Linked DNA regions of Homo sapiens: region 2 is linked to region 1. Evidence: read pairs that join two places in POLR2A ChIA-PET (ENCODE). Cell type or tissue: PC-9. All regions are shown on one strand. Links, peaks and the distances in the headings refer to the core of each region. The heading gives the core; the rest is flanking DNA.

Region 1 (10,581 bases), core at 1,572-9,571:
GACAAATGAGTAAAGGCAATACAGTGGAGCAAAAGTAGTCTTTTCCAACAAGTTGTGGTGGAACAACTGGACATCCACATGCAAGAAATGAATCTAGACACAGAGCCTTTACAAAAATTAACTCAAAGTGGATCATAAACCTAAATGTAAAATGTGGAACTATAAAGCTTCTAGAGTATAGGAGAAAATCTAAGATGAACTTGGGTATGGTGATGACTTTTTAGATATCACACTAAGAGCATGGTCCCTGAAAGAAATAATTGATAAACCTGCATGTTGTGCACATGTACCCTAAAACTTAAAGTATAATAATAATAAAATTTAAAAAAAAAGAAATAATTGATAAGCTGGACTTCATTAAAATTTAAAATTTCTGCTTTGCAAAAGACACCTGTAAAGAGAATAAGACAAGCCACAAACTGGGAGAAAATATTTGCAAAAACCACATTTGATAAAGGATTGTTACCCAAAATATACAAAGAATTCTTAAAACCCAGCAATAGAAAACAAACAACCTGATTTTAAAATGTGTAAAAGACCCGAACAGACACCTCACCAAAGAAGGTATACAGATGGCAAGATAAAGAAATGTTCAAAATCATATATCATTAGGGAATTGTAAATTAAAACAACTACTATTACACACCCATTAGAATGACCAAAATCCGGAACACTGACAACACCAAATGCAAGTGAGGATGTGGCACAACAGGAACTCTCATTCATTGCTGGTGAGAATCCAAAATGGTACAGCTACTTTGGAAGATTGTTTGGCAGTTTCTTACAACACTAAACATACTGCAAACATACAGCCCAGCAGTCATATTCCTTGGTATTTATTTAAATGAATTGAAAACTATGTCCACACAAAAATCTGTACAAAAGATGTTTATAGCAGCTTTATTCATAATTGCTAAAACTTGGAGGCAATCAAGATTATCAAGATGTTTGTTAGTAAGTGAATGGATAAATAAGCCATGGTATATCCAGACTATGGAATATTACTCAGCACTAAAAGGAAGTGAACTATCAAGCCATGAAAATATATGTAGGAACCTTAGCAGCAAATTGCTGAGTGAAAGAAGCCATTCAGAAAAGGCCACATACTGTATGATTCTAACTACATGACATTTTGGAAAAGGCAAAACTATGGATATAACTATAACAAAACTATGGATATAGCAGGAGAAATAGGCAGAGCACAGAGGATTTTTAGGGCAGTGTCACTATTCTATACAATACTGTATTACTATGGTGAATACATATCATTATACATTTGTGAAAACCCATAGACTGCACAACACCAAAAGTGAACCCCAATGTAAACTGTGGACTTTGGATGACAAAAATATATCAGCCTTAGTTCATCAACTGTACTTAGTTCAACCAATGTGCCACTATGGTTAAACTGGAATTTTAAGGGACCAGAATACCCAAAACAAAAGAATAAAGTTGGAGAACTCACATTTTCAAAACTTACTACAAAGCTGCAGCAACTAAAATAGTGTGGTATTGGCATAGGATACTATATATAGATCAACAGAACAGAATTGAGAGTCCAGAAATAAAACCATACATCTGAGGCCAACTGATTTTCAATGGTTGTCAAGACAATTCAATGGGTGAAACAATAGATTTTTTCAACAATTGGTGTTGGGACATGCAAAAAATGAAATTGCACCCCTACCTCACAGAATATACAAAAATTAACTCAAATGGATCAAAGTCCTAAATGTGAGTTAAACTATAAAATTTTTAGAAAAAGCCTAAGAATTCCTGACCTTGGTTTAGACAATTATTTATTGGACCTGACAACAAAATTGCAAGTGACAAAAGAAAAAAATAGACAACTTGTACTTCATCAAAATTAAAAAGTTTTATGCTTCTAAAGACATCATGAAAGTAAAAAGATAACCCATAGATTGAAAGAAAATAATTGCAAATCATATATCTGATAAAATATTTATATCCAAAATAGATAAAGAAATCTTACAACCCTAAAACAAGACAAATAACCCATTGAAAATGGGAAAATGATTTGAATAGACATTTCTCCAAGGAACGTATAAATGGCTGATAAGCTTATACAAAGTTATTCAACATTATTAGTCATTAGGGAAATGCAAATCAAAACCACAGATGCACTTCATGCCCACTAAGATGATTAAAATAAAAAAGACAATAACAATTGTTGGTGAGTATGTTGAGCTATTGAAACCTTCATACATTGCTGGCAGAAATTTGAAATGGTGTGACCATTTTGGAAAACGGTCTGGTAGTTCCTTAAAATGTTAAACATAGAATGAACATTTAACTTAGCAGTTTCACTTCTAAGTATCTACCCAACAGAAATGAAAGCATATGGCCAAAAATGAAGGATATGGCAGCATTCATAATAGCATTATTCATAATAGCCCCAAAGTGAGAACAACACAAATGTGCATCAACTGATGAATAGATAAACAAAATGTGGCAAATCCATATAACAAAGTATTATTAATCAATAAAAAGGAATTAAGTACATGCTACAACATGTACTATGAGATGAGCTTTGAAAGGATTATGCTAAGTGAAAGAAGCTAGTCACAAGAGGCCACATATTGTATGATTCCATTTATACTGTATATCCCAAATATATAAATCTGTAGAGACAGAAAGTAGTTTAGTGGTGTGTGGATGTTTTTATTCTGGGGAGTGATGAAAATTTTTCTAAAATTACATGGTGGTGATAATTGCATAATTCTGTGAATATATTGAAGCCATTGAATTGCACACTTTTAAATGGTGGATTTTGTGGCTTGTAAATTACATATCAATTAAGCTGTAAAAAACTGGCAGATAACACTTCATAAAACATAGGTATTATGATCAATAAGGGAAATAGTATTTTCTAAAATCTGAGAAGCAAACTTTGGTTTTTATATGCAAAAATAAACTGGTTAAATTTTATAGCACTTCTGTGTAGCAAGATCATCATTATTATAGATATGATATTGTGATAGATACAGTTCCTGACTCATGTGACTTTAAAAAAGATTCATGACAAGCAGTTTCAAAGTGTCAAATTTTGGTGGGGCGCCGGTGGCTCACGCCTGTAATCCCAGCACTTTGGGAGGCCGAGGCGGGCGGATCACGAGGTCAGGAGATCGAGACCATCCTGGCCAACATTGTGAAACCCCGTCTCTACTAAAAATACAAAAATTAGTTGACCCTGGTGGTGCGCGCCTGTAGTCCCAGCTACTCGGGAGGCTGAGGCAGGGGAATCGCTTGAACCCGGGAGGCGGAGGTTGCAGTGAGCTGAGATCGCGCCACTGCACTCCAGTCTGGGCGACGGTGTGAGACTCCGTCTCGGAAAAAAAAGAAAAACAAACAAACAAACAAAAAACAAAGTGTCAAAATTTTTTGACAAATTTATCCCTACCAAGTGTCAAATGTTACTAATTTGCTAGTAAGTATGCCAGCAATGTGGCACGAAAAGGTGCATGTGATCAGAGGGTATGAAAAGTGTATGATCAGAGAGGGTATGAGAAACGCATATGATCAGAGAGGGTATGAGAAGCACCTGTGATCAGAGAGGGTGTGAGAAGCGCATACGATCAGAGAGGGTGTGAGAAGCGCGTACGATCAGAGGGTGTGAGAAGCGCGTACGATCAGAGGGTGTGAGAAGCGCGTACGATCAGAGAGGGTATGAGAAGTGCGTACTATCAGAGAGGGTGTGAGAAGCGCGTTCGATCAGAGGGTGTGAGAAGCGTGTACGATCAGAGAGGGTGTGAGAAGCGCGTACGATCAGAGGGTGTGAGAAGCGTGTACGATCAGAGAGGGTGTGAGAAGCGCGTACGATCAGAGAGGGTGTGTGAAGCGCGTACGATCAGAGAGGGTATGAGAATTACGTACAATCAGAGAGGTTCTAGAATGGGGAAACTGAGTGCTTACATAACAAGAAAGTTTTTTTAAGTATGAAAGAATGTGGTTTCATTTCACAAGGTCATGCAAATATCATATCCACATCAGTTATTGTGAAAGAAGTCGGTAACAGTACAGTCTGAGATGGTGTGTGTACTATCAGAAGAATTAAAATAGCACATTTAAGAAGCAAGTTTTAAGCCTTTATTTGTGGACCATACGAACAATAAACTTTCATCCCCCAATGGTAGTGTTCGATAGGGCCAACTGATATGAAAGCATGCAATAGCATTTTAAAAAAATCTGACCGGGCGTGGTGGCTCACAACTGTAATCCCAGCACTTGGGAGGCCGAGGTGGGCAGATCACAAGGTCAGGAGCTTGAGACCAGCCTGGCCAACGCAGTGAAACCCCGTCTTTACTAAAAATACAAAAAATTAGCTGGGCATGGTGGCGGGCACCTGTAATTCTCGCTACTTGGGAGGCTGAGGCAGGAGAATCACTTGAACCCGGGAGGCAGAGGTTGCAGTGAGCTGAGATTGCATCACTGCTCTCTAGCCCGGGCGACAGTGTGAGTCTCTGTCTCAAAATCAATCAATCAATCAATCAATCAATCAATCAATCTGTTGTTGCACAACAGCAAAATTTAATGGTCTAAAGTAATAACCACTTTATTATTTCACAATTCTATGGTTGACTGGGCTCTCCACAATGGTTTTTCTCCTCTATGTGATGTTGGCATAGGCTCCTGTCATTTGTGGGCTTGATTAGTTTGGAATGTCCAAGATGGCTCACTCAGATGGCTGACATTTGATGTTTGCTACTGGCTGCTGGCTATTGGCTGGGAGCCCACCTGGAGCTATTAGCCAAAGCTTACTTACATGGTGGCTACTTTATATGTGGCCTCTCCACGTGGCTTGGGCTTCTCAGAACATGGTAGCTGGATTCTGAGAGAGAGCATCCCAAGAGTGAGCTCGAAGAGGTAAAATTGGAAGCTGTCAACTGGCATGATGCCCACTTCTGCCACATTCTTTTGGTTAACCGATTCACAGATTCAACCCAGAGATAAGAGGAGGGGAAAAATATTCCACTGCTCAGTGCAAATAATCACAAAGATTTTATGGTCATTTAAAAACTATCACAAGTGCCAACAGAAATCAGAAGCAAAGCACAATGCAACCAGTTCAAATTTTAAACATAATTACCAGTAATTTTTCTCAAGCTGCGAAGATTCAAAACTATGCAATTCACCCATTTTAAAGTTTGAGACCAAAGTTTTTCTTTGAAAGCTTCATTAAAAACAAATCATAAAATTACTATGTAGAAAGACCTGAGAAGTATTATATTTAAACATAAACAGTATAAAATATTGGTTTTCTTTCAACAAAGAATTTTTAAAAATCAATGACATTATTGTGCATAGTACATTTGTTTTCTTTTAACATGTAAAAACAGACTCCATTAACAATTACAGATCTAGCATTTGCAGTTTCAGCTGCTTGCAAATGGCTCTGAAAGTCATGGAGCATTTGAATTACAAGCTTTGAGGCTGATGTGTAGTGCCATCAGATCACTTATCTTGTGAGTGAGCTTAGTTTTCTATCTGGCATTTGCAACTTTTTGGAATTTGTTTTATTCTACATGTTATCATTTGTATTAATAAGTGATTAAATTTGTTTCTTTGTGGTAAATAATTCTCAAGAGGAAAAAAATATGTTACAGAGCCAAACTGACAGTAGAAAGCCAGAAGCCTGTACAAAGGTTGACATACTCATGAATATGAGTGGTTCAACATGGTGAAACCCTGTCTCTACTAAAAATACAAAAATTAGTTGGGCGTGGTGGCATGCACCTGTAATCCCAGCTACTTGGGAGGCTGAGGCAGGAGAATTGCTTGAATCTGGGAGGTGGAGGATGCAGTGAGGTGAGATCACGCCACTGCGCTCCAACCTGGGTGACAGAGCAAGACTCTGTCTCAGAAAAAAAAAAAAAGTCTCTGAGATCACTAATGTCAAGAATCCAGTGTACTATACAAGGGGACTTCAAACAGTTTTTGAAAGATGAAATTAAAAGATAAAAATTAAAAATGTAAACATATTTCTCAAAATAACTCCATCATGCTCAAGACAGTTTTGTAAGCAATGATAGCCACTTAGTCCACCCCTAAAGAACTGAGAATCCTGGAAATTTAACCAAGTCAATGCAGTCTTTTTTACATAATTAACTGAAGAAAAATAGGTGCCTTTTCAAGATTTTTTAGGATTTGAAAACAAAAGGAAGTCAGAAGGGGCAAAATCAGGACTGTAAGGCAAAAACCTAGTGATTTCCCATTGAAACTTTTGCAAAATTTTCCGTTTGATGAGAGGAATGAGCATGAACATTGTCATGGTAGAGGACTCTGCTGAAGCTTTTCCAGGCATTTTTTTTTAAACTAAAGCCTTGGCTAACTTTCTTAAAACACTCATAATAAGCAGATCTAATTGTTCTTTGGCCCTTCAGACAGTCAACAAGCAAAATGCCTTGGGCATCCCTGAAAATTTTTGCCATGACCTTTGCGCTTAACTGGTCTGCTTTTGCTTTGACTGGACTACTTCCATCTCTTAGTAGCCATTGCTTTGATTGTGCTTTGCCTTTTGGATTGTACTGGTAAAGCCGTATTTCATTTCCCATTACAATTCTTCAAAGCAATACTTCAGGATCTTCAGCCACATCCTTTTTTTTTTTTTTTTTGAGACAGAGTCTCACTCTGTTGCCCAAACTGAAGTGCAGCAGCAGCAGCACAATCTTGGCTCACTGCAAGCTCTGCTTCCTGGGTTCAGGCAATTCTCATGCCTCAGCCTCCTGAGTAGCTGGAACTATAAGCATACGCCACCATGCCTGGATAATTTTTGTATTTTTAGTAGAGATGGGGTTTCACCATGTTGTCCATGCTGATCTCGATCTCCTGACCTTGTGATCTACCCACTTTGGACTCCCAAAGTGCTGGGATTATAGGTGTGAACCACTGCAAACATTTTTATCATTTTTTTCTAAAAAATTGATGTGGGTGGTCTGCCGCCGTGAGTTTCATCTTCAGCTTGTCTTGTTCCTTTCTAAAAGGACTGATCCATTTGTAAACTGCTGATTTCCTTGGGGCATTGTCCCCATAAACTTCCCGTAAAGCATCAGTGATTTCACCATTCTCCCACCCATGCCCCACCATAAAGTCGATGTTTGTTTCGTTTCAATTTCAGTAGCATGTTGCTCTGATAGGGATCTTTTTAAAACTGATGTCTTATTCTTTTTACTACCTCAAACTAGATCTTGTTCAGACATGTTGTAACAAGCTGGTACAAGTTTATTTTGGTGCAAAATAATCTTAAAATCCATATACACATTTTTCATAGTGCACTTTTTTTTGTTTTTGAGACAGGGCCTCTGCTCTGTTGCCCAGGCTGGTGTGCACTGGTACAATCATAGCTCCCTGCAGCCCTGATCTCCTGGGCTCGAGCAGTCCTCCAGCTTCAGCCTCCTGAGTAGCTGGGACAACAAGTATGCACCACCATGCCTGGCTAATTTATTTGATTTTTAGCGGAGACAAGGCCTCGCTATGTTGTCCAGGCTGCTCTCAAACTCCTGGGTTCGAGCAATCCTCCTGCCTTCGCCTCCTGAGTAACTAGGACTACAGGCACATGCCACTGCATCTGGCTGACTTAGGTATTTATTTATGGAGGTGGAGTTCTCGCTTTGTTGCCCTTGTGCTGAGATTGCAGGTGTGAGCCACCATGCCTGACCTGTTCAACTTTTATCTGCCAGATACTGCATCATGCCAGTTACAGAGATCAAAGACTCAATCAGTCTTCGAGAAGCTACATCGTTGTACAGATAATAAGCAATAAAACAAAACAAAATTATAAATCAAGCAGGACTCAGGGTTCTGGCTTCTGCAGCCGAATAAGTAGCTAAGATATACAGATAGATGAGATTTGGGGAGTATCAGTTTGGTTTGGAGTATATTAAATCATGAGGGACTCATGGGATATCAAGTTGGAGATGTCTAATGTCTAACTTGGAAGTGGGCCTTACGAGGGGTCACAGCTAGACATGTTGTCATTGGCATATAGTCATTGGCAGTTAAAGCCACGAGGGTGAATAATGTTTTTCCCCAGAGGGAAATAAAAAGAAGTAAAATGTGTTTCACTTGGTTTGATTTGGGGGTTAGGGGGTTGGTTTTTGTCTTTATTTTTTCCTCTTCTTAAATGTTTGATGGAAGGCTTGTAATAGAACTGAATAGCATGAGGAAGTGAGACTGAATTCACTGAAGCTCGGATAGAGTATAGGAGATTTTTGAATGAGAAAAGACCCTTAGCCAGTGGAAGCTGGGTGGTTAAGTTTCATGTGGTAGCTTCCTTCAAGGAGCACACAGGAAAATCTTTTCACGGAGAGACACCTAAGGAGCTGAGGACAGTTTAGCCTGACTGGAAGAATACAGGCAGTGCTACAATATGAAAAATGCTGAATACTTTTAGAACTAGTCGTAACTAATGGGAGCTCTACACTGAATGACATTTCCCATTCTTGTGAAGAAGAGGATGCTACTTTTTGCATTTAGGATTTTCTACAGTGCTTTGAGCAGACTAGAAGATGTGAGGATGGAAGTCTTCCAGTCTTCCACATGTTAAAACAGAAAGGAAAGTGGGGGACCTTTGTTGTTTTGTGTTTTCTACAGTGCCTTGAGTAGTGCCTTGCACAGAATAAACACTCAGTTTATATTTTAATATGAATTGATGGCATTTATTAGCTAGGAATTGGCCATCAAGATACTTATTGATAAAAGAAACTCCTTGTATTAGCTAGCTAAAAAATGAAAGAATGGATATAATTTTGCTCTTTTCATATAAGAATTACCTATTCTTTAACCTGTATAATTTTTTCCAGTTGCTTAGTGCTTTTGCAGCACTCATTTTTAGTGTAATGTGTTTCGTGTTTCTTAGGAATGTGGTGGACCACCTTGGTCAGCAGAAGGGAAAATAGGGGTAGCAGTAAGATCCACTAAAAAGAGTGTAATAATTTTTAGTGTGGCTGTTTCCTTCCTTTTTTTCACCATTTCTTCCCTTCCCTTCTTCCTCCTCATAAACCCTTTCCCCCTCCCCACAAGAAGACAATACATGTTAGCAACTTAATATGAATTCTGCCATACTTTTCCTCTATGGTCATAAACCATAAATGTGGCACACACATGTATATGTGTTTGTGTGTGTGTATCCATATATGTAATGGTGTTTTTGTGGCACTGTTGAACAAATGGTAATGTATACACATTTTTTTTTTTCTGTATCTTACCTTTCTCATTCAATAATATCTTCTGGATATTCCTCCAAATCCCATTTCATCTTTCCCCTGTGGCATCCACTTTATGCTCAGGGTTTTGCTACTAGAACATTGAGGTCCTTATAGATATTTTTAACATAATCATACTTTTATTTCTTTGGAATAAATTCCCATGAGTAGAATTGTTGGGCTGAGGAGTATATGTATTTTTAATTTTAATAGATTTATCAGAGTGATTTTCAAAAAGATTATAATGCTTAATGCTCCCACTAGCAACTTATGAAAGTACTTTTCCTTCACTTTCTCACCAGAAACGATCAACAATTTTCATAGGTTCTCTTAATTTTTGCTAGTCTGATAGGAATAAAGTTTCATTCTTACTTTAACTTGCATTTCCCTGAGAGCTAATGAATTTGAACACTTTTCATATGTTTGTTGGCTATTTCAATTTGTTCTTCTGCTATCTAACTTTATGGAGTTGTTTTTCTTTTTTTATTGTCAATTTGTAAGAGCTCTTTTTCATATTCTTGTGTAGTTAAACATGTCTATTTTAAAAATAGCTACTTGGTTTCTAGTCTTGGCTTTGAAGTTTTTATCTGTTTATAGGAGACTTTATTGAATGATTTTAATTTTTTTACACTTAAGTCTTTAATATAGAATTAGTTTTTACATATGGTATAAGATGCAGATCTTCTTTTATACTAAACTCAGCCCAAACTCCTCTCCAGACCTTCACCCGGGGTAGAGAGCTTGCTACCTCCTAATTGTGTTAAAATACCACATATATTTTTATTATACTCAGGAGGGGGTCCTATGGCCAGGACACCTTATATTTATTTAGTGTATCAATCCGTTTTCATGCTGCTGATATAGACATACCCGAGACTGGGAAGAAGAAGAGGTTTAATGGACTTACAGTCCCACAGGGCTGGGGAGGCCCCACAATCATGGCAGAAGGCAAGGAGGAGCAAGTCGCATCTTCAGTGGATGGCGGCAGGCAGAGAGAGAGCTTGTGCAGGGGAACCCCTCTTTATAAAACCATCAGATCGCGTGAGACTTATTCACTATCATGAAAACAGCACCAGAAAGACCCGCCCCCATGATTCAATTACCTTTCACTGGCACTGGGTCCCTCCCACGACACGTAGGAATTGTGGGAGTAACAATTCAAGATGAGATTTGGGTGAGGACACAGCCAAACCATATCAATTAATTCAGTCTCAGAAGAAATCTTTCCAGAAAGTCAAACTGATGCTCTACTTTTGGCCTAGAATTCTGGTAGAGGCAAGAATGTAAACATTCCACATTAGTCTCCTCTTTATTCTGTCTTTTTTTTTTTTTTTTTGGTTAGATTTTGTTTTTTTGTTTT
Region 2 (10,581 bases), core at 869-8,868, 77 kb after region 1:
TTACAAGATTTACATTTTAAATTTCATTGAAAAACAAAACACAAGTAGCATAAATGGTATACTCTAAAATCTTAGTACTGTAGTGCTTATCTCTGGGTAGTAGGAATACTGGTGCTTTTTAAATAAAGTTTTTTTTACTACTTTTCTATAATTTCCAGATTTTCTAAAATAAATAATTTTACTATTAAAATCAGAAATAATTCTAATGGAAGAATAATTATAAGTAGGAGTTGACTAATTATGCTGCGTTCACTTAACTTTGCTAAATGATGTTCAGCTCACAACTGCAAAAACAAAAGTTACCAGTTTCTCAAGGGGAAAAGAACTCCAAACAGTGATTGGTCTAAAAACATTAAAATCCCTTTTGTGTCACTGAATCCAGCTTTATATATTTATATAACACAAATACAATTTTTATATGTTTAGCACAAATATGATTACACCTTGTCTTTTAAAAAATAAAATGAAAATATGATCACATTGGAAATTAAATAAAACAAAAAAAATTAAAAATCTTTTCCTTTTGTGCTTGGTTCTCCATTGCCCCTCCCCATCCTGCAATTCTTCCCTGCCTTATAAACAACCTGGTGTGCAGCCTTTCATATTTTCTTCATATTTATGCAAACCTCTGCTGACATAATTCTCATACATTTATATGTATAACATATATAAATATATGTAATAATTTTTACAGTTTTTTCTTTTACTAATTGTTTTATTATATACTTTGCTGCATCTTACCATCTTTACTCAACATTATCTCAAGAAAATTCCTCCAGGTCTTCTGAAAAGGTATAGTTCTGATTTATTCTTTTTAATAACTGAATAATACTCCATAGTATATAGATATGCTAATTTTTTAGCCATTTCCTTATTACAGACATCAATTTTGTTTCAGTATGTACATACATATATACATATGTATATATATGTATATATATACGTGTATATGTAAACATACTTTTTTCTGCTACTAAAAACAAGTCCAGTACAGAAGTCCTTATGTATTAATTTTTACCTTTATAGGATAGATTTGTAAGAATTGAATTGACTCCAGGTGGGTCAAAGTATATATGTATGTATGTTATGTATGCATGTGTGTGCACATATATGTGTATCTGTGTGTGTCTATGTGTATGATCAATGTTGTCAGATTTTCCAAAGTGGCTCACATTCCATTATAGCCATGTATAGCAAAGTGGCTCACATTCCATTACAGCCATGTATAAGAGCACAAGAGCACAACATTCCTGCCAGGAATAAGTGTTTTAGCTCTTTTTGTTAATGATATCACATTTTCCCTTTAATTTGAATTTTCCTGATAAGTGAATATAAGCATTTTAAAATATTTTGACCATTTGTACTTTTTTCTTCCTTTATCTGCCTCTTTTCTACTATCTTTTGATTAAAAATTTTAAGAGTTCCTTGTAATACACACACTAATCCTTTATTTTTCAATTGTATTTTTCTAGATTTTTAATCATTTGTCTATTAAGGTTGTTTCATAATACTTTTGCCATTCAAATAATTTTTCATATTTAGGTCATCAAATATGTGTCTTTCTTTTCATAGTCCTGGTTACAAAGTCTTGTCTTTTTGCTTCAGTTTGTAGATGTAGTCTTCTGGATTATCTGGCAAGATTTTATTGCTTTCTTTCATTTAGGCCATTGATCCATGTGAAATTCATTTTTTTGAAATTAATGTTTAAATAGAGTATGAGTGGAGGAGCATTTTTATTTTCTTTAAGATCAGTAGCCAGTTCTGTACCACTTATTAAATAACCCCCTCCATTTCCAGCTGAATTGAATCTTGGCCATACTACATTCTCATAAATAGATCTCAAAGTATATGAGATTTGTTTTTTTTTATTCTTTATTCTGTTCTATCGATCTATTTGTCTATTCCTATTTCTAAATAGTATATTACAGTGTCTTTATAGCATATTCTGATACCCAGTATTTTTAAGTTTTCCCTCGCTGTTAACTTTCATAGCTTCCTTCGGTATTTTTGTGCCTTTATTTTTCATGTAAACTTAAGACAAATTTATTCAGTTCTTTTTATCCTGATTCTCTTGGAATTCTAATAAGAACTTAAATTTATTTATTAATTAAATTTATTAATTTTATTAATTTTTGGAGAACTGATATTTTTATATTAAGTCTTTCTGTTCAAGAAGCCTTTCCATTTATTCTATAGGTTTCTACATATTATACCTTTCTTGATTATATATTTCCTATATATTTTATTATTTTCATTGCTATTGGGAATGGGTTTTAAAAGTTTATTTCATATATGTTTTGCAGGAGAGAAAATCTACTGATTACACTTGTATTAACCTATTACTTTACCAAATTCCCTTATTAAACTCTACGTGTTATGCAAATAATCATAACTGTCACCAAATAGGGATAGTTGAGTATCTTTTTCTAATGTGTATGCCAATTATTTTATTATTGCAATTGCTAAAGCCTTCTAAAAAATGTTAAATAATTAGGCCGATACAGAGTATCTTGTTTCTGGTTTGAATTGATATGGTTTTAGTGTTTCATTATTTAGGATAATAGTTGCTGTAACATTTAGTCATCTATTTTTATTATATTCAATAAAGATAATATAGACTTCCATAGATTTTTTTTTTTTGAGACGGGAAGTCTCTGTGTCACCCAGGCTGGAGTGTGGTGGCGCAATCTCAGCTCACTGCAACCTCTGCCTCCCAGGTTCAGGCAATTCTCCTGCCTCAGCCTCCTCAGTAGCTGGGATTACAGGCATGCACCACCACATCCAGCTAATTTTTGTATTTTTAGTAGAGACAGGGTTTCACCATGTTGGCTAGGCTGGTCTTGAGCTCCTGACCTCAAGTGATCCTCCCACCTTGGCCTCCCACAGTGCTGGGATCACAGGCATGAGCCACCATGCCTTGCCCCTTCATAGATTTCTTAATAATCATTTTAGTATTCCTGGAAAAAGACCTTTCTGGTCAGAGTGTATCCTTTTGATACACTGTGGGTTGTATTTGACAATATATTTCTTTACAATTTTATTGGGGCATATTTTACGTGTCCTAATTTATCCATTCAAAGTACACAATTCAATGATTTGTAGTAAATTACCAAGTTGTGGAACCATTACCATAAAACAGTTTTGAAACATTTTCATCACCTCAATTAGATCCCACATGCCCATTTACTGTTGATCCTCATTCCCATCTTCTCTCCCAAGCACTAATCTGTCTCTACAGATTTGCTTTTGCTGGACATTTCATATACAGAGAATCATACAATATGGAGACTCTGGTGTCTTGCTTCTTTCCCTTAGCACACTTTTGAGACTTGTCCCTGCTGTAGCTCCTCGTATCAGTGCTTCATTTCTTTTTACTGTTGAGTAATATTCCACCATCGGGGTACTCCTCATTTTATCTATCCATTCACCAGTTGATGGATGCTTCTTAGGTTGCTTCCAGTTTCAAGCTATTATGAATAAAGCTGCCAAGAACGTTTATGTCCAAGTCTTTGTGTGGATATATTTCTCTTGGGTAATTATTACCTAGGAGTAGAACTGCTGGGGCATATGGCAAATTTATGTTTAACTTTTTAAGAAACAACCTAACTGTTTTCTAAAGTGGCAGCCCCGTCTTACATTCCCACCAGCACTGTACGAGGGTTCCTGTTTTTGCACATCCTCGCCAATTGTTAGTTTGTCTCTATTTTAGCCATTCGGGAAGGTGGAAAATGTGGTTTTATTTTGCATTTTCCTAGTGACTAATGATGTTGATGATATGTTCATGTTTTTATAGACGAAGAGAGAAACAGTCTCTAAAAAGAGTCACTATAAAAAAGTTGGTGGTATTTGGAAACTAGCACTGCATACGAAAGGCAAAAAAGCCAAATTAAGACCTAAGTCCCCGACCTACACCAGAATATACATTTTGGTATTAATTACTCCACATTTTTTTCTATGCACGCAAAACCTAGTTATACTTGTCACAGAAACCATTAGTGAATATGCATAAAGTTGGCTCATTAAGGTTAATTTTAATGTTTATGTTAATTCTATTATATACAATTACTTTAGTCCTTTCTAAATAAAAATAAATGTGAAAAAAATGTAGAAAGTAAACTCTTGGGAGACTTAATAGTAACTGCAATTTGAAGCAAAGTATATTTCCTAATATACAGATAGTATCTATAAATTATGAATAAGTAGGATTAATTTTATTTGAGTAAGAAAAGCCATTAATCTAAGTATCAGATTAATCAAATGGGAGGAACCAGGTATCATTTAGAAAATTATTCAGAAGACACTGAGAGAAAAACTACAAAATATATACTTTCATGAACTCTGCATTTTTGGTGAATACTAAATGCCTTCTCTGCTACAAAAGAAGAGCAAATTATTAAACTGAAAGCATTCATAATACAGGAATAAATTTTCATTTTGTAAATTTTTATCCTCACTTTCGTATTTGTTCACCTTATGACTATTGCTCTAAAACTGTCCCCTCAAACACAAATAGAATGTGAATAATTTATTAACTCTATAGATGTTAAAAAAATGTTTTGGAGGCTGGGCGAGGTGGCTCATGCCTATAATCCCAGCATATTGGGAGGCTTAGGCGGGAGGATTGCTTGAGGCCAGGAGTTTGAGAGAGCTTGGGCAACAAAGTGAGACGCTGTCTCTACAAAAAAAAAAAAAAAAAAAAAAAACTAGTCAGATGTGTGATGGGGCACAGTGACTGTAGTCTCAGCTACTCGAGAGGCTGAGGTGGGAGGATCACTTGAGCCCAGGAGTTTGAGGCTGCAGTGAGCTATGATTGTGCCACTACACTCAAGCCTGGGTGACAGAGTGAGACCCTGTCCAAAAAAAAAAAAAAGTTGTTTTAGTATCAAGACCTTGTAAACTAAAAGAATGCTAAAGGTAAATACTGACTCATTTTATATTTCTGACTTTCTGTAGAAAACAATACTAAACTGAGAGCAGAATAGTGGAGACTCAGATACTTATAAATTCAGGCTAAACATTGAAAACGTTCATAATTTAGGTGTCAAAATCTTTTAAATAATGTATATATGTCTGTATTTCTATTCACATGGTTTAAAATTTGATCAAATTGAAATGTTTGGAATGCTTTCAAAAGTAAAATAAAATCAATCACAGTACTTTGAGAAGCCGAGGTGGGAGGATCACTTGAGTCCAGTAGTTGAAGACCACTCAGGGCAACATGGTGAGACCCTTTCTCCACAAAAAAATTTAAAAAACCGGCTGGGCATGGTGGCTCACACCTGTAATTCCAGCACTTTGGGAGACCGAAGTGGGTGGATCTCTTGAGGTCAGGAGTTCAAGACTAGCCTGGCCAACATGGTAAAACCCTGTCTCTACTAAAAATACAAAAATTAGCCAGGCGTAGTGGCATGCGCCTGTAATCCCAGCTACTGAGAAGGCTGAGGTACGAGAATTGCTTGAACCCGGGAGATGGGAGGTTGCAGTGAGCAGAGATCGTGTCACTGCACTCCAGCCTGTGCAACAGAGTGAGACTCTGTCTTAAAAAAAAAAAAAAAAAAAATTAAAAACTGACTGGGCATGGTGGTGTTGGTGGTGTGTGTCTGTAGTTCCAGCTACTCAGGAGGCTGAGGTGGGAGGATCTCTTGGGCCTAGGAGGTTGAGGCTGCAGTGAGCCATGATCATACCACAGCAGTCCAGCCTGGGAAATAGAGTGAGACCCTGCCTCAAAATATAAAATAAAATGACCATAAATACTTCTCTTCTGGATTATTCAGAGTTTTTTAAAAAGCCATACAAAGGTTGGGCATGGTGGCTCAAGTTTGTAATCCCAGCATTTTGGGAGGCCGAGGTGGGTGGATCACCTGAGGTCAGGAGTTCAAGACCAGCCTGGCCAACATGGTGAAACCCCATCTCTACTAAAAATACAAAATTAGTTGGGGGTGGTGGCATGTGCCTGTTAATCCCAGCTACTCGGGAGGCTGAGGCAGGAGAATCTCTTGAACCCAGGAGGCAGAGGTTGCAGTGAGATGAGATTGTGCCACCGCACTCCAGCCTGGGCAAAAAGAGCAAAACTCAGTCTAAAAAAAAAAAAAAAAACCATACAAAAAGGATCATTTGGTAGAGGATTACAATCACAGGCATTATTTCCTATATTATTTTAAGAGTCTACTGTTGGAGACACGATGATAAAATTACTGTATGTAAGTTGAATCCCTTCTAGCTAGGGTAAGTGGAATGTTTCATATTAACAGAGTAGAATAAAATCTCATTTAGTTGGTATCATTGGAAAAGGAACTATTTCACAAAAATAAATTCTCTTGGTAAACAGACCTAATCCCAATTTTTAAAATATTAGTCATTTATTATTTGATTGGCATATGGCAATTTAATGATTGTTATATTTTCCTACCTTTTAAAATAAAACATACCGAATACAATCCAACATTTTCTTCATTATTTTAGTGTCTACTTCAAAACTTTATTACTTGATAACTCTAATTCTGCAATCTTGCCATTCACTTTTGGCAATGAAAAAAAATCAACCCTGACAATATCTCTAAATGTCACAATACTGCAGCACAGTATTATCACTGTAGGAAAGAAAAATGTTCTGAGAGGTAAAGTAACTTGTTTAAATTATACAAGGCAATGTGGCTTCCATCACCACTACTTGTGGTGGATAATGGTTCTCAAACTTGAGGATGCATCAAAGCCACTGGAAGACTTATTAAAACACCATTTGCCAGGCCCCAGCCCCACAGTTTCATATTCAGTAGGTGTGGGGTGAGGCCTAATCTGTATTTCCAAGAAGTTCCCCAGTAGTGCTGATCTTCCTGTTAGGGATCACACTTTAAGAACCACTGGGCTAATCCACTGGATTTTTCTTCCTTGTCTTCTCTGTAGCAAAGGATGATGATAAAACTTCGTCCTTTTTCAAGTGTGACATCAATTTTTAATAACACTCAGTTAATTAGCCAGGTTTGGGAACAACCACTATATACTGTGTTTCCTAGGGTTCCATCCCAAGCACTCTTGTGTACTCCTTGGCCAGTGTCATTCTCTTGCCTTTGGATTCAACAATCTAAGGAAGTAGTTTTCAAAAAAGTCTAAGGACTTCAGAGTCCTTAGACTCTAAAAGAATTAAAGGTGCCAAGAAGCTTTGGGAACATGATTCTTCAACTTCCTTCCCCATTCCCTGAATTAGCTCTTCATTCTATATTCCTTGTTTCAATTGCCGGCACCTTTTAATTAACCTAATTGCACAAATCAGAGTCATTCTTGATTCCTCTTTTTGTATACCTTCACCATTCAGTCATGAAGTTTTGTCAATTTGACCTCATAAATAGCTCTTGAGTCTGGTAATTTCTATCTATATCCACTGCCACAGTGTGCCTAATTCACTTGTCTGAATTCCAAAAGCCTTCCTAATTGGTTTTTGGCTTTGACCCCTCAGATCCATTCTCCACAATGCAGTTATAGTAATCTTTCTGAAATAAAATAAAATTTCTGAAATAAAATTCCTATTAAAATATCCTTTAGTGCTTCCTCATTGCTTTCAGGATAAAATTCAAACTCCTTGGCATAACTAGAGGTTCTCCATGTTCTGGTCCATTCCCCTCTTCAGCCTCATCTCTTTACTTTATCCCCTTTTATTTCTGCAGTCCAGCCATGCAAACTACCTTCAAATTCCAAAACACAATATATTTGCTCATGACTTCATGATGAAGTACAAGCTCCTATTTCTCCTGGTTATCATGCCCCCTCTTTTGGGTGGCTAATTCATAATGTGGATCAAATAACACTGTAAGAAATTCTCCCTGCCTTCTCGTCAAAACCCCCTCTTTTTGGTGGGCTACTTCTATTATTTTCAGAATGCCACATTCATGTATCTGTCACAGTCTTCATCTCATTATAATCACTGATTTATTTTTTTAATCTATTTCTTCCACCATCTGATACCATCTCCCTGCCACCCCCAGCAATTTTACACACAGTACACTCAAGAGGCAGAATGGTTTAGTGGACAAGGCACAGAACTGTACTTGGGTTCAAGTCCCACCTCTGCCTCTTATTAGCCCTATGATGTTAGCCAAATAGCAAAAACTAAATAAAACTACAATGCAGAAAGAGAGGAATTTATGCAATCACATTGTAATTTTGAACATATGGATTTACTTTTTTGGTCTGTCACTTCATTTGTACAACAGGTGTTCGAACAAATGATCTCCAAAATGCCTTTCAACCCTAAGAACTTATGGCTAGGATTATCAGCAGTATCCTGGATAAGAGATATTTTAAAGGTCTATGAGAGTCATGCAAATATAGTATCATAAATATCTGAAACTACAGAAGTGAAGTCAATTGTCAGGTTACTTAATTACACAGATTCTTCTCAAAGTCGAATCGGATTTTTCAAATTCGGTTTGATTTCATCTAGAAAGAATTTTTAAAAATCTGCTAAGTAGCAGTAAAAATGTAACTCCCTTTTAAAAATCTGATTTCAAGAGAAACATTTTATTATGTTACTTTTCCTGAATTATCATCAACACATGCAGTTTCAGTTCTATGTATTCATACAATATTCTATTTCTGAAGAGGAAGGTCTTAGAAAGCATCCATATTGATTACTGTCTCTGTAAAAAACAAACAGTAACTTTTGCTCACAACAGCAGGAAATAATACATTATGCTCAAGATAACTGCAAATATGAGAACATTTGTGACACTTTAAATTAAAAAAAGAAAAAGAAAGTCTGAACTTGAACAGTAACAGCTCATTCTTTTTCTGCTTTCAAGACCTCTTTCAGCATTCAAGGCCTTGAGATAGGCAGCAAAGTATGCAGGGAAAATTTTTATATATTCCAGTGAAAATTGTAAAAAGGGGAAAACTATGCATGTAAATGTTATGACTGATTGCCTTGAACACACCAACTAGATATCTCTTAATTCTGAAATAATATTTTTATTCATAGCACATTTTATATCATAGAGCATGTTTCTGATCCTTATAATAATCCTGTGAGGTAGTCAGGGAAGATGTTATCTCTACTTGACAGATGAAGAAACTCAGCTGTGTGAATATGCCAAGTCACAGAGTTTTAAAATGTCAGAGCTTTGACTATTAATATACCTTGTTAATCTATATATCACCAGAATCCAATATTTAGTGGATACTTAATAAACATGTGGCAAAGAAATTAATCTAAATTTTCTGGTTTCAAGAGTCCAGTGCTCCTTTTATTAGCAGTTTTGGTAATTCTCCTCCAATTGGTAGGATAGGTTTGTAGCTGAGTCAATTAAGTTACTAACCCAAAATCAAGAATGTTACTTAATTGAGGCCGGGCACAGCGGCTCATGCCTGTAATCCCAGCACTTTGGGACGCCAAGGCAGGCAGATCACTTGAAGTCAGGAGTTTGAGACCAGCCTGGCCAATATGGTGAAACCCTATCGCTACTAAAAATACAACAATTAGCCAGGCATGGTGGCATGCACCTGTAGTCCCAGCTACTTGAGAGGCTGAGGCAGGAGAATAACTTGAACTGGGGAGGCGGAGGTTGCAGTGACCTGAGATCATGCCACTGCACTCCAGCCTGGGCAACAAAGTGAGACTCCATCTCAAAAAAAAAAAAAAAAAAAAAAAAGAATGTTACTTAATTGAAGCAATTTAAGTAGCCAGATCTTCTGGACTGAAAGCATAAGCAGAATTTTGTTAGCTCACTATCTTTTCACCTACACGTTTCATAGGAATACATGTACAATTATTTTCTTTGATAGAATAGGCAAAGAAAAATTCCTATAAACAAGTGCCTATTAATTACCTGTGGTGCAAGAAGAGGTAGCCTAATATAAGCCAAAAGTTTACTTAGATCTTTCCGTCTCTGTTCCAAATCATGACGGACCCAAGTAAGAAGTGCATTCAATATTGTCTCCTCATTAGGAATGTTCATGTCATCACTAGCCAAGAGCTTTGCAATTTCGCTGGCTGGTAATAATACAAATTCCTGGTTTCTGATTACTTCCATGAAATGCTCCTAGAGGGAAGAAATAGCAGATAAACAATATTGTTCCTTCTGACCTTCACAATTTACTTAGAAGAAAGTAAAAGCTTTTTATATTAGCTACCAACACACAATTTATATTTTAGACCTTACAATGTAATACTTACTTGTTAGGAAAGAAACACAGCAGAGAAAAAAAAATTAAACTGCAATTATGTTGTTAAACATATGCAAGTAGAATTAAAGTGTTGTATCACTTATTACATTTAAAAAATGGACCTAGGACATTTAAGTGTTACTTCACTCAAGTTAGGAAATACTTTTGGCAATTCTTTTGAAGGAAGAGAGAAATAATGAATTAGACACTGAGATGTATGATACTCTAACACCAGAAGTGGGTGGATTTGCGGTTTGGATTTGTGGGTGCTGAAGAATTCGGCCAGCAGTGGAGCCAAATACCTAGAGAGCTTGGTTACTTCTCTTACTAAGAAATGGCCTCCAGAGTGGCTACATTTCCCAGAATCATTCTAGACCACAGATGTCTTCTCAGATCCTCCCTGGAATGAGTATTTGTTCTTAGAGT

The links. ChIA-PET counts read pairs that join two places held together with the same protein. Peaks named below come from ENCODE experiments on the same cell type or tissue, not always from the same donor. Only the 100,000 strongest peaks of a DNase experiment are listed, where the experiment ranks them.
Region 2: POLR2A ChIA-PET joins it to region 1 with 14 read pairs; 3 of 35 experiments call an interaction of 5 or more read pairs at or near these places.

The regions. Positions count from the first base shown.
Region 1 is chr4:39,163,909-39,174,489 of GRCh38, reverse strand. No RefSeq gene overlaps it. Among named protein-coding and RNA genes, the nearest start is that of WDR19, 13 kb to the left of the region's middle. RefSeq lists an enhancer at 6,581-7,780. In PC-9, for the core only: no CTCF peak of the experiment used is centred there; a DNase peak (open chromatin) is centred at 4,959.
Region 2 is chr4:39,085,965-39,096,545 of GRCh38, reverse strand. KLHL5 (kelch like family member 5) reads right to left here. Exons shown (of 11, transcript NM_015990.5): 5 at 9,819-10,031. LOC105374418 (a long non-coding RNA gene) reads left to right here. Exons shown (of 3, transcript XR_925235.4): 2 at 767-792. Among named protein-coding and RNA genes, the nearest start is that of KLHL5, 29 kb to the right of the region's middle. In PC-9, for the core only: no CTCF peak of the experiment used is centred there; no DNase peak of the experiment used is centred there; H3K27ac peaks cover 558 bases.